2 separate regions of the Homo sapiens genome follow, and region 2 is linked to region 1. The links are chromatin contacts, found by Hi-C or POLR2A ChIA-PET in ENCODE. All regions are on one chromosome and are shown on one strand. Each heading gives the region's core, a stretch centred on a gene start or an enhancer-like site at or near the end of the contact. The rest is flanking DNA. Distances are from core to core; before and after follow the strand shown. Region 1 holds the start of CALML6 (calmodulin like 6). Region 2 holds the start of ICMT (isoprenylcysteine carboxyl methyltransferase).

The links. A loop is a pair of places that touch in the nucleus more often than their neighbours do. ChIA-PET counts read pairs that join two places held with the same protein, here RNA polymerase II (POLR2A).
Region 2: a loop to region 1 is called in a map with no recorded cell type, with 10 times the contacts of the local background. The contact joins the promoter of ICMT here to the promoter of CALML6 in region 1. A Hi-C loop is called at or near these places in 1 of 37 single-sample maps with no recorded cell type. POLR2A ChIA-PET finds 5 or more read pairs at or near these places in 1 of 52 experiments (H1).

What each region holds. Positions count from the first base shown.
Region 1 is chr1:1,909,909-1,916,672 of GRCh38, reverse strand. CALML6 (calmodulin like 6) reads right to left here and starts at 1,413. Exons shown (of 6, transcript NM_138705.4): 1 at 1,366-1,413; 2 at 938-988; 3 at 58-232. The coding sequence starts at 1,392. RefSeq lists enhancers at 1,906-2,592, 6,248-6,764.
Region 2 is chr1:6,231,308-6,237,915 of GRCh38, reverse strand. It overlaps ICMT (isoprenylcysteine carboxyl methyltransferase), which reads left to right and starts at 1,952. Exons shown (of 5, transcript NM_012405.4): 1 at 1,952-2,199; 2 at 2,942-3,030; 3 at 4,273-4,442; 4 at 5,797-6,014. The coding sequence starts at 2,005. It overlaps ICMT-DT (ICMT divergent transcript), which reads right to left and starts at 1,676. Exons shown (of 5, transcript NR_103534.1): 1 at 1,580-1,676; 2 at 766-950; 3 at 571-671; 4 at 68-102. RefSeq lists an enhancer at 747-1,719 and silencers at 1,684-2,013, 2,224-2,283.

The sequences.
Region 1 (6,764 bases), core at 164-2,663:
GACACCTGACCCAGGGCCCCCCCGAGGCTGCCCACCCCACTCCAGCCATGAGCTCACTGTCTCTGTCCACATCCTTGGCCATTGAGGCCAGCTCACTCTTGGTGGGGTTGATACCCAGCAGGCTCATGAGCCACTCCAGCTCCCCCGTCTTCACCTCCCCGTTGCCCTCTTCGTCGAACATCTCAAAGACTCCCTTGTACTCCTTGATCTGCTCAGCCGACAGGCGCTCTGTCTGCAGGGGACACCCGCACCGGCCTGACCAGGAGCCCCTTCTGCCCCTGTGTCCAGGGAAGGGTCAGAGGTACCCCCTGCACCCATTCCTCCATTGGCAGCCTTTCAAGGTGAGTGGTAAGAGAGGAGGCCCCCAGCGGAGAGCAGGCTTCCAGGACAAGGGGTCACACGCCAGGGGTTTGCAGGGCCAGCAGGGCTCTGCCAGGCAGCTAACAGGGGCAAGGGCCAGACAGGCAGGAGCCAGCGTGCGAGGGAACAGCAGCAGCTGCAGGGCCAGGCGGGCCAGGCAGCGGCCCTGGAGCCTGGCAATGGACACCAGGTGAGGCAGGTGAAGGAAGCCGAGAGCAGGGTGGGGAGGAGCCCAGCCCTGGCCCGGGAAAGGCTTCCAGCCCAGGATTGGGATACAGCCCAGGAAGCAGAACCCTGGGCTCCAGCCTGTGTGGCATTCCGGAGGGAGAGTCCAGCACCGGGCCACACCTGCCTGCCACCACTGCTGCTGCCCATCTGGGAGCCAGCTTTCAGAAAGGGCTGCTCCACCCTGGCCCCGGAACAAGGGCTGTGTTGGTGGCAGCAGGGCTTGGCCCCCTCTTCTACCTCAGCCCCTTCCTGCCCAGGCTCCGTGGCAGGTCATTGCACCTCCAGGTTCCAGCTCAACCTACCCAGCCAGCCCACCAGAGACTCCATCGGGCACAGAGAGCAGCCTTACCATGTCGGTGGTTGTCTGACAGGATTCTGCAGGGTGGTGACACCAGGGCTGCTGTGGGCAGAGTGCTGGGGCAGTGGTGGCAGCTGAGTTTTAGCTGGGCCTGGCTGCCTGGGGTCCCCGGGGTCCAGATTCCAAGAGCCTTTTATGGGTGGGAAATCCTGCCGGCCCTATTTTGGGACAGGCTCTCGGCCTTATCCACAGGGCCCCTTCCCGGCCCGCTTTGGCCTGGGCTTCCCCTGACCCTGAAGATGGGCACCGAAGGCTAAGTGCGGGGGCCAGGAAAGGGCTGAGACATGGCGGGACCCTCACACACGCTGTTCCCCGTGCTGTTCCCTCTTCACTGGACCAAGCTCCAAGTCTACCTTCCCAGAGGTGCGGCCCTCCAGCAGGTCTTCATGGGACCCTGGTCCCATGCTGTCATCACTTACCAGTGAGATTTCTTGTTGAAGACCCATCCTGGCCAGCTGGTGCTCAGTGGCTCAGAGCCTGGCCACCCTCCCATCCTGGTGGACTCAACATTGGCCCCGTGCCAGCATGTCACAAACTCTCAGGACAGGTCGAATGAACAAATGCATGAGGCACCGCTTGACCATCTTGTACAGGAGGGGCTGAGGGTCCACCATTCAGGGAGGAGACAGCAGGACATGGGCTGGGGGTGAAGGGGGAAAGGGAGCAAAACAGGGCCTGGGGGCTGGGCTGCCCGCTGGAAGCCAGGCACAGTTGGGGGCTATTTTGGGGTTTCTCAGGGAAACCTGATCTCCCTTCCACTCAGAACAGCAAAGCTGGCTCCCGAGGGGGCCTGGTGCCCAGGCTGGTCCGTATCAACATGCCACCGTGGAGCACACGCCTGCACACGTGTGTTCCCTCCTCAGACCCGCACTGAGCCCTCCCTGTCTGGGTCTAATTACCCACCAGACTCCCAAAGCCAGGGTCCAGCTCCTCCCTGCCCCACCCAGGCAAGAGTGTGAGGATTGCAGTGGCAGGTCAGGGCCCTCAGGGTCACACTCACACCTGCCCCCCGACTGGCCCCTTGATGGCATGAAGAGTCTGAGCAGGTGGGGCACTCAGTGTCCCCCGCCAGCCCAACCCTCTGCCTGCCAGCAAACCTGCAGCTACAGGATGGCTCCCGCTGAAACCCAGGCCAGCTGCTGAGACTGCAAGATTGACGCTGACGAGGGCAGGCCAATGGCCCAGGGCACCTCCAGCCAAACGGGAGCCGGGGCTGGAGGGAAGCGGCCCTGGGTCTGGTGGGGCCAAGGGAGGCCCTGACCTTCATCCTGGCTGCTCCCTGGCCTCAGCTTTCCCCTGGGCTGGGGCAGGGAACAATTCACGCACTGAGCACCTTCCCCCAGGGGCATAGAATGGAGGGAGCCGCAGCACCCAGGCCAGGGCCCATCCTGGGTTCTGGCTCAGGGTCTCCAGGTACAGGCCAGCTGGGTACAGAGACACAGAGAACTGCACTGGCCTCGTGGCCCTGGACAAGTCCCCACCCCAACAACTCTCACAGCCAGTGGACAGCAGGCTCTGCCTCCTCCGTTCCCAGGCTTCCAGCGTCTGACATTCCTGGGCCACAGCCCTGAAGGTTCCAGACATCCTGATGGGCTTACGAGTGAAACTCAAAGCTGTGACCCCTGGAGCCCAACTTAAAGCAGAGGGCACACCCCCCGCCCCGCCCGTAGGAAGGGGCAACATGGCCACAACCACCATCAACCTCTCTCCTCTCCATCTAGGCTTCTACCCATATCCAAGACCCAGTACAAGCAGCAGAACAGGTCCTCGCCCTCTAACCCTCTCTCCTCATGCTGACCAGCCTCTGTGTGGCCTTCGGACATACCCCGTATCTCTAGGACCTGAGACTCATCCAATCTTTATTTTCCTTCTTGTGTCTCTTCTGATCACCGAAGGGCTATTCTCCATAAGAAAACAGAAAAAGAGGCTGGGCACGGTGGCTCACGCCTGTAATCCCAGCACTTTGGGAGGCTGAGGCGGGCAGATCACGAGGTCAGGAGATCGAGACCATCCTGGCTAACACAGTGAAACCCCGACTGTACTAAAAAAAATACAAAAAAATTAGCCAGGCGTGGTGGTAGACACCTGTAGTCCCAGCTTCTCCGGAGGCTGAGGCAGGAGAATGGCGTGAACCCAGGAGGCAGACCTTGCAGTGAGGCGAGATCGCGCCACTGCACTCCAGCCTGGGCAACAGAGCGAGACTCCATCTCAAAAAAAAAAAAGAAAAGAAAAGAAAACAGAAAAAGAGAAAAACCCTGTAACAATTAGAATGCTGCCTCAGCCACGTTCAGGTGCAAGTGCAGTTGTGTTCATGGCCGTACCCAGTTATGCAGCAGATCTCTAGAACCTTTCACCTTGCAAAACGGACCCCCGCCCCCATTAAACAGCATCTGCCCTCTTCCACCACCCCCCGCCCCCCAGCCTATGGCAATCACTATTCTACTTTCTGTTTTTAAGAATTCGACTCCGGGGGCCGGGTGTGGTGGCTCACGCCTGTAATCCCAGCACTTTGGGAGGCCGAGGTGGGTGGATCACAAGGTCAGGAGTTCAAGACCAGCCTGGCCAAGATGGTTACACCCTGTTTCTACTAAAAAAAATAAAAAAATAAAAAAATTAGCCGGGCGTGGTGGCAGGTGCCTGTAATCCCAGCTACTCAGGAGGCTGAGGCAGAGAATTGCTTGAACCTGGGAGGTGGAGGATGCAGTGAGCCGAGATTGCGCCACTGCACCCCAGCCCGGGTGACAGAGTGAGACTCCATCTCCAAAAAAAAAAAAAAGAATTCGACTTTTTTTTTTTTTTTTTTTTTGAGGCAGAGTCCCGCTCTATCTCCAGGCTGGAGTGCAGTGGCGCGATCTCAGCTCACTGCAACCTCTGCCTCCCAGGTCAAGCAATTCTCTTGCCTCAGCCTCCCGAGTAGCTGGGACTACAGGCACCCACCACCAAGTCCGGCTAATTTTTTATACTTTTACTAGAGACGGGGTTTCACCGTGTTAGCCAGGATCGTCTCGATCTCCTTACCTTGTGATCCGCCCACCTGGGCCTCACAAAGTGCTGAGATTACAGGCATGAGCCACCGCACTCGGCCTGGAATAGGCGTCTTTTTTAAGGCTGAGTAAAATGTTATTCTCGGGATGGACCACACTCGGTTTATCCACCATCTGCTGATGAACACTTAGGTGCTCCCACCTCTTGGCTGTTGGAACTGCTGCTGCAATGAATATGGGCGGGCATGAAGGTGTTTCATAGATGTGATTAGTATTTAAATCAGTAGGCCGGGCATGGTGGCTCATGCCTGTAATCCCAGCACTTTGGGGGACCGAGGCAGGGAGATCACAAGGTCAGGAGATCGAGACCATCCTGGCTAACATGGTGAAATGCCGTCTCTACTAAAAATAAAAATAAAAAAATTAGCTGGGCATGGTGGTGCGCGCCTGTAGTCCCAGCTACTTGGGAGACTGAGGCAGGAGAATGGCGTGAACCCCAAGGAGGCAGAGCTTGCAGTGAGCCGAGATCGTGCCACTGCACTCCAGCCTGAGAGACAGAGCGAGACTCCACCTCAAAAAAAAAAAGAAAAAGTATTTAAATCAGTAGACTTTGGGTAAAGCACATGACCCTCCATAATGTAGGGGGGGGCCGCATCCAGTTAGTTGAGGACCTTAAGAGAAAAGACTGAGGTCCCCCAAGGAAGAAGGAATTCTGCCTCCAGACGGCTGCAACATCAGCTCTTCCCTGGAGGTTGCCTACAGTGCAATCACACGGGCCAATTCCTCAAAATCTCTCTCGTCTGTGTATATGACAGACGTATATATACAGACATACACACATATACACATCCCCCTGCTTCTACCACAGAGGGTCACCGCAGACATCACCACTGCCACTGAGGGTCTCCAGTGAGAAGACACTGAGAGACCCCGCCCCACTCCAGGGCAGCAGCCTCAGCTGCAAACCCACCCCACCTGAGCCACATGACACAAGGTGGTCATTGTGTCCACAGGCAGGACTCTGATGGTCCCTGCAGGTGGTCTAGGACCCCTTCTGTCTGGTTCTGCTTCCCCCTTCCTGTCACAGGGGCTGACCCCTAACAGGGAGCTCCTATCCCAAACTCCATCTCAGGGTCAGCTTCTGGGGAGCCCCAGCTGTGACATGATGGATGTTGGCGGTGGACCCCCCGCTGCCAAGCTGCAACCAGGCACCAGTGCGGGACGAAGACACAAGCCCCTGCACAGTCACCTGTTACACTCACTGGTGGTGTGTTGGAAGGGCAGAGGGATGGACCAGGTAACTGCCACCAATCGAGGCTACAAATGGTAGAAGGAGAGAAAGGGGCACTTGAAAGCCAGGGGTGAGCCCAAGTGTGAGCGTCGGGGGCCCTCTGTGGTTCAGGCAGCATCTCTGCTCTCCACTCTGCAGTGGGAGGGCAGCGATTCGGAGGACCAAGCCCAGGACTTAAATCAGAGCCGGCAGGGCCCTGGTGGGGACATCCAGGTGGGTGTCCCCTGGAGTTTGATCCCCAGGTAGCTCTGAAGCTTCCGCGTCTGCAGGTTTGCTCACCACTCCATAGGAAGAGCTGACACTCCCACCCCCAATGCTGGAAGGACCCAAACCAGAGGCAACACTGGTTCCCCCGAGCCCCACCTGCCCTGGTAGCATGAGGTTGGCTCTGAGGGTGGAGCTGCAGCCGGAACCTCGCTGCGGTCGAGTGGACCCGGTGCTGCTGCGGCATCTACGGGGTCTGGACCCACAGGGCTCCCTTGGGCCTGGAGCACGGGCTCAGTAGGAAAAGGACTTCACGGCTCCCGGCTTCTCCTGCCGTTCCCTTCCTTGTGCAGCTTCTGCCTGAGGCCTCCTCAGCAGAGCCCAGGGCAAGCAACAGTGATGGGGTGAACACCGGAGCCATGGCCCCTTGCACACAGTGTCATCTGCTCAGCCCTGGGCTGGCCCCTTCCCACCCTCATCACCTCCAGCTGCCCCACGGTGGCTTCCTGGAATTCCCCCAAAAAAACTGTCCCTTTGAGTCCTCGTCTCAGTATCTGCTTACGGGAGCCCGGCCTGGACAAGGGTGAAAAAACAAAGTGAAGCCCGAACTCCAGACCCGCAGACCCCACAAGGACGAGGGGATGTGAGCCACAGGGCCCTGCACTCCCAGCACCGCACAGGAGATAGCTAGAGACAATGCCCTGGGCCTAAAACGCAACGTGAAACCTCTAAGGTGGCCACTAAAATGACTGAAACTGCTTGTATAACCTCCACACCTGTGGAGGAAAAAATAATGACGAAAATGTAATAAATCTAACAGAACACAGGAGGGGAGAAAGAAGCATAAATAGAAAGCAGAAAGTCACATTATAAAAGTACATTCAGGGCCAGGCGTGGTGGCTCTCACATATAATCCCAGCACTGTGGGAGGCTGACGTGGGAAGATGGCTTGAGCCAGGAGTCTGAGACCAGCCTGGGCAACATAGTGAAACCCTGTCCCTACAAAAATACAAAAAAAAAAATCAGCCGGGAGTGGTCAGTGGTCCCAGCTGCTCAAGAGCCTGAGGTGAGAGGATCGCTTGAGCCAGGGAGGTTGAGGCTGCAGTGAACTGGGATTGTGCCACTGGACTCCGACCTGGGTGACAGAGCCAGACCCTGTCTCAAAAACAAACAACAATAAAACAAACAAAAACAAACAAACAAAACAGAGGAAAGAGCTCAAATAGTTGAAAGTGGTTGTTTCTGAGAAAGGGCAGGCCGGCGGAGGGGCTGCAGGTTACCAGCCCTAAAAACCATGGATTATTTTGGGAAATGCAGGCTTGTCTTGGAACAAAGCCTT
Region 2 (6,608 bases), core at 703-3,202, 4.3 Mb before region 1:
CCCCATCCTTGCTCTCCTTCTGCCCCCACTGCCACCCCTGCAGAGTTTATTCCAGTTGTTCACTTACTGGCTTTTCTCCTCCAGCGCAGCTCTCTGAGCTACCTGAGGTGAGAGAATTTACTCTTTAAAAAGTAAAGAAAAACTTGATTATAAAAGTAATCTATGGGCCGGGCACGGTGGCTCATGCCTATAATCCCAGCAGTTTGGGAGGCCGAGGCGGGTGGATCACCTGAGGTCAGGAGTTTGAAACCAGCCTGGCCAACATGGTAAAGCCCCGTCTCTACTAAAAATACAAAAAAATTAGCTGGCCGTGGTAGTAGGCTCCTGTAATCCCAGCTACTCAGGAGGCTGAGGCAGGAGAATCACTTGAACCCGGAGGCGGAGGTTGCAGTGAGCCGAGATTGCGCCATTGTACTCCAGCCTGGGCAACAAGAGCAAAACTCCATCTGAAAAAAAAAAAGTATCCTGTGTTCATTGTAGGCAGTATGGAAACTGCAAAAACAGATAAAGACAATAAAAATCACCAAGAGTGCCACTACCTAAAGATAGGCCAGGGGTGGTGGCTCATACCTGTAATTCCAGTGCTTTGTGAGGCTGATTGGAGGATCACTTGGGCCCAGGAGTTCCAGACTGCCGCACTCCAGCCTGGCCAACACAGTGAGACCCTGTGTCTAAAAAAGAAAAAAAGAAAAAAAAAAGGTACATATATAGTCGGCGTTATACCATTTTGGCTGATAGCTTGATCATTTTCCCAGGCTCAGATACCTGCCCTTTTTCCCCAAGTGAAGTCAGGATCACACCGAAAAGCTTTGCCTCCTGCTATTTAAAAACCTAATATAGGCAGGGCGCGGTGGCTCACGTCTGTAATCTCAGCACTTTGGGAGGCCGAAGCGGGCGGATCACGAAGTCAGGAGATGGATCCCGGCTAACACGGTGAAACCCCGTCTCTACTAAAAATACAAAAAAATAAGACGGGCGCAGTGGCGGGCGCCTGTAGTCCCAGCTACTCGGGAGGCTGAGACAGGAGAATGGCGTGAACCCGGGAGGCGGAGCTTGCAGTGAGCCGAGATCGCACCACTGCACTCCAGCCTGGGCGACAGAGCGAGACTCCGTCTCAAAAAAAAAAGAAAACCTAACATATCCTGAGCATTCCCATCACCGTCCAGCCTTGTTCCACAACAGGAATTTAAGCGGGCGGTGGTCCCGTTGCATGGATGCCCAGGTGCCGTTGTCCAGGCCGGTTTCCAGGGAGCCGCAGAGGGAGGGCAGGAGGTCGCCGCACTTGGCCCCGCGCCCCAGGGCGTCTGGTTTTCGGGGACGACGCAGGGCCGGCGAGGGTGCGGCCGTTTCAAAATTTTTTTTTTTGAGATGGAGTGTCACTCTGTCACCCAGGCTGGAGTGCAGTGACACAATCTCGGCTCACTGCAACCTCCGTCTCCCCGGATCAAGCGATTCTCCTGCCTCAGCCTCACCAAGTAGCTGGGGTTAAAGGCGTGCGCCACCACGCCCAGCTAATTTTTGTATTTTTAGTATAGACGGCGTTTCCCCATGTTGCCCAGGTTGGTCTCGAACTCCTGACCTCAAATGATTCGCCAGCCTCGGCCTCCCAAAGTGCTGGGATTACAGGCGTGAGCCACCGCGCTCGGCTCGTTTCAAACTTTACATTGCTTCTTGGGACAGGAACCTCCTGAGTTTGGGACTAAGTTTGGACAGACGCGGGCGGCGACTTCTCCCACCACTTCCCGGCCCCCGCCCGGCACAGAGTCTGGCTCAGAGCCCGGATGTCCCCGAGGGGCGGGGAGGGGCGGGCGGGCGGGGCGCTCCCGCCAAATTCCGGACAGCAACAGGGCGGGCCGGAGTTCTCGCGAGAACTGGCAGGCGGCGCGCAGCTGCGGGCAGCTGCCCTTCCCGGGCCGGCATCGGCGGCACAGTGCGCAGGCGCAGCCGGCGCGTTTCTCCGGGCTACAGCCGGCGCCGCCGCCCGCTAGTCCGCCGCCCGGCGCCATGGCGGGCTGCGCGGCGCGGGCTCCGCCGGGCTCTGAGGCGCGTCTCAGCCTCGCCACCTTCCTGCTGGGCGCCTCGGTGCTCGCGCTGCCGCTGCTCACGCGCGCCGGCCTGCAGGGCCGCACCGGGCTGGCGCTCTACGTGGCCGGGCTCAACGCGCTGCTGCTGCTGCTCTATCGGCCGCCTCGCTACCAGGTGCAGGCCGGCGGGGGCCGGCGGGGGCCGGCGGGGCGGGCGGCGGTCCGCTTGGCGCGGCGCGTGGGCACCTTTCTCCCCGGGCCCGCAGTGGCCTCCCACGCGCGCGCTCTTCATCCGCGAGTTCAGGTCGCAGGAGGGGACCCTCTCTCTCCGGGCTCGGGCGCCCTGCACCCGAGGAGTGGGTTGTTAAATTGCAGCTTGTGCAGCTCAGCAGGTGCGCGTGGGGTGGAGTGAGCGAGCCCGCGAGTGCTTTTATGTAACTTAAGGTGCAGAGACCTACCTGCTGCCCTGTCTCAGGTCAAAGGCCCCGCAGTGACGTGGGTGGGGCTGGGCGCACAGGCCCGGGTGCCCTGACCTCATAAACTAGGCTTAAGCAGTTTTCCTACAGCCCTGAATAGTAATCACGAATAATAATAATAATGACAGCTAAAATGTAGGTAGCAGTTAGTCTTAAGTGTTTTACGTGGGTAATCCTTACTGCAGTCCTAAAAGGTAGGTACTGTTATCCCCTGGCTGTAGATGGGGAAGCAAGCTCAGAGAGGTTAAATAATTTGGGAGGCCACACAGCCAGAGAGCGGTGGGTGCAGAATTTGAACCCAGGTCGCCCACTTCTCCCTTTCAACCTCAGCAAATCGGCTCTATCTGCTTGCCTGTGGGTTGCCTATTCCGGGAAGGTCAGCAGCCCAGATCTGTACTCTGAGGACTGTGAATGACTGAGCTTCTCTTGGGTTCCTTTCAGATAGCCATCCGAGCTTGTTTCCTGGGGTTTGTGTTCGGCTGCGGCACGCTGCTAAGTTTTAGCCAGTCTTCTTGGAGTCACTTTGGCTGGTAAGAATTCCTTCGGAAATACTGGTTTTCAGGCGAGGGTGGACAGATCAGAGGGTCTGTAGCGGCATTTCCTCATCCCTGTCTCATCTGTGACCGGCAGAAGGCTGTTCAGGGTTCTCTGGAAACGAAGTCTCCTGGCTTCCCCCTAGTTGCTCACATTTCAGCCCTTGTGATTTCGTGCCTGTGGGTTGATTGTGAATCAGGCAGAAACAGATCTCCCTGGCACCCCCAAAGGTGCTGTCATCCGCAGCTGTGGTGACAGCATTCCGTAACTTGAGCAGCCCTTCCCGGAAGGGGTGCAGGTCCTCGGTGGCGGGCAGGGGCAGGGCTCTGGCTTGTCTTCATGGGCCTTTTTCATCTCTAATTTCTATTAGGTCACATCTAGTGCATCCCCACAGCCACTGTAGGATTTTTCCCTACACTATGATTTCAGTCCCTTGAGCCTTCTAGTCTGACCTGGATATGAACCAGTGGCTTCAAGGTAAAAAGTTTTATCTCCTCTTATCAATATTTTGAGCCATCTAATCCTTCTTTGCCGGAATTATTTCAGTTTTGTTAAATTTTGTATCCGACATACATCACTCCTTTATGTTGTTATCTCCCTCTTTCATGTTTTATTGTGTGTAGTGTCATTTTTAACGGACAGAAGGGCCCATAATGCCTCTGTGACCTATGGGTTTGTTTTGCCTGTGACATTCAAAAACAGTCCCTTGCCGGGCGCGGTGGCTCACGCCTGTAATCCCAGCACTTTAGGAGGCCGAGGTGGGCAGATCACGAGGTCAGGAGTTCAAGACCAGCCTGGCCAAGCCAGGAGTTCGAGACCAGCCTTGCCAACATAGCGAAACCCTGTCTCTACTAAAAATACAAAAATGAACTGGGCGTGGTGGTGGGCACCTGTAGTCTGAGCTACTTGAGAGGCTGAGGCAGGAGAATCGCTTGAACCTGGGAGGCGGAGGTTGCAGTGAGCTGAGATCACGCAGTTGCATTCCAGCCTGGGCGACACAGCGAGACTCTGTCTCAAACAAAACAAAACAAAACACCAGAAACAAAAACAGCCCCTTAAAAACTCCACTTTTTGCAAACCTGAGGTAGTAGATGCTGCAGATGGGTACCTGTGTCCACTCTCAGACAGGTGAGAACAGGGCCTCATAGACTTAGGGACAGCTCAGGAGACCCAGATGTGCACTTATGGTTAACTTGGTTCTCTTGTCCCAACTTAACTCTCTTTTTGTCTTTAAATAGGTACATGTGCTCCCTGTCATTGTTCCACTATTCTGAATACTTGGTGACAGCAGTCAATAATCCCAAAAGTCTGTCCTTGGATTCCTTTCTCCTGAATCACAGCCTGGAGTATACAGTAGCTGCTCTTTCTTCTTGGTTAGAGTTCACACTTGAAAATATCTTTTGGCCAGGTTCGTGTGCCTTATGTCCCCCTCTGGAGGGGAAAAGGGTGGCTCCCATTCAGGCTGAGGACAGTGACATTGATTCACCTTTCAGGTCTAATCTCCCCCAAGCGATTTTCCGCAGACCTCTATCCTCACTAAGCTATTTATAAAGGATGAGCTCCGCTCATGAATTCTGCCTCTGGATATTGACTCGAGGACGTGCTGACCTTTTGCTTTAAAGTTTGCATCACATAGTGCACCATCTAATTTGAAGCCCCAACCTTGAGTAGTTGTGATTCTAATTTTATAATCAGATGATATTTAGACGTTTCATGTAAGAGTTTACTGGCCGGGCACGGTGGCGAACGCCTGTAATCCCAGCACTTTGGGAGGTCGAGGCGGGTGGATCACAAGGTCAGGAGTTCGAGACCAGCCTGGCCAATATGGTGAAACCCCGTCTCTACTAAAAATACAAAAAAGCCAGGCGTAGTGGCACATGCCTGTAATCCCAGCTACTCGGGAGGCTGAGGCAGGAGAACTGCTTGAATCCGGGAGGCGGAGGTTGCAGTGAGCCGTGATCGCGCCACTGCACTCCAGCCTGGGTGACAGAGCGAGACTCCCATCTCAAAAAAAAAAAAAGAGTTTACTAACAAGGTCGGGTGCAGTGGCTCACGCCTTTAATCCCAGCACTTTGGGAGGCCGAGGTGGGTGGATCACATGAGGTCAGGAGTTTGAAACCAGCCTGACCAGCATGGTAAAACCCCGTCTCTACGAAAAATACAAAATTAGCCGGGCCTGGTAGTGCATGCCTGTAATTCTAGCTACTTGGGAGGCTGAGGCAGGAGAATTGCTTGAACCCAGGAGATGGAGGTTGCAGTGAGCTGAGATTGTGCCATTGCACTCCAGCCTGGGCAATGAGAGTGAAACTCCGTCTCAAAAAATAAAAGCCTCCGTATGTGGAATGCACTCTGAAATTGAATGTCTCACAGCCAATGAAATGAAATACATGTGGCTCCTGGGATTCAGGGTGGAAACCTTGGACCCTTTTTTGCTTCTCTTAGCTATACTTGTCCCCAGATGAAGGACTGAGCATGTGGCCGGGGGTCGTGAACCAGAGAGCCCATCAGCTGTAGCAGGAGAGCATCTCTTTACCATGATGCTTTCATTGTGCTTATTGGTGTTTTAAAGTAAATTGATGAACAGCATAACTTAGGGGAATGTGTTTTCTTATGAAATTTTAATGTGATGACAAATGCTGATTGCCCAGCAGCACATTTTCTGTTTCTGTCTTCGGGAAAATAGGTTAATTTTAAGCAGTGCGAAGGGGAGCTCAGGCCAGTGTTTTCACTCCCCGTGTGTCGTTGATGTCTCTCTCCCACAGAACTGAAGCAGATTACCTGGCTCAGTGTCACAGGGCTGCTGATGGTGGTCTTCGGAGAATGTCTGAGGAAGGCGGCCATGTTTACAGCTGGCTCCAATTTCAACCACGTGGTACAGAATGAAAAATCAGATACACATACTCTGGTGACCAGTGGAGTGTACGCTTGGTTTCGGCATCCTTCTTACGTCGGGTGGTTTTACTGGAGTATTGGAACTCAGGTATAATATTAAATATGACACTGCTTTTCTTTTTTTTTTTTTTAAGTAACATTTTAAACGTGATATTCACGTAGCATAAAAGTCACCATTTCAAAATATACAATTAGTGGTTTTCAGTGTATTCATGAGGTTGTTGGTCTCCTTTAAATAATAGGTACATGTTCTTCTTGGCGCGTTTCAAGTGATAATTTAATAAAAGTCAAGAGAACTAATGTAGTCCTTAATGCTTTTCACTATGTGCCCAGAACCTGGGTGCGTAAGTCCTTGGTGATTCTTGGTGCTGTTAGCTACCTGCTGTATCCCTTCATCCTGTTTCTGCCTCTGTTTGTTTGTTTTCTTTTTTCTTTTTTTTTTTTTGGTAGAGACAGGGTCTTACTGTGTTGCCTGGGCAGGTCTCAAACTCTTGGCCTTAAGTGATCCTCCCACCTCAGCCTCGCAAAGTGCTAGCATTATAGGCATGAGCCATTGTGCCTCTCCCTTTCTCTGCCCCTTCAACCTATTAATAGATCTGAAGCACCCCAGAGGGGGTGAGGACAGAGATGGGGCTTAGGGAAGGGAGTGCCCTCTGTCACTCATGTGGCAGCTTGGCTAGTT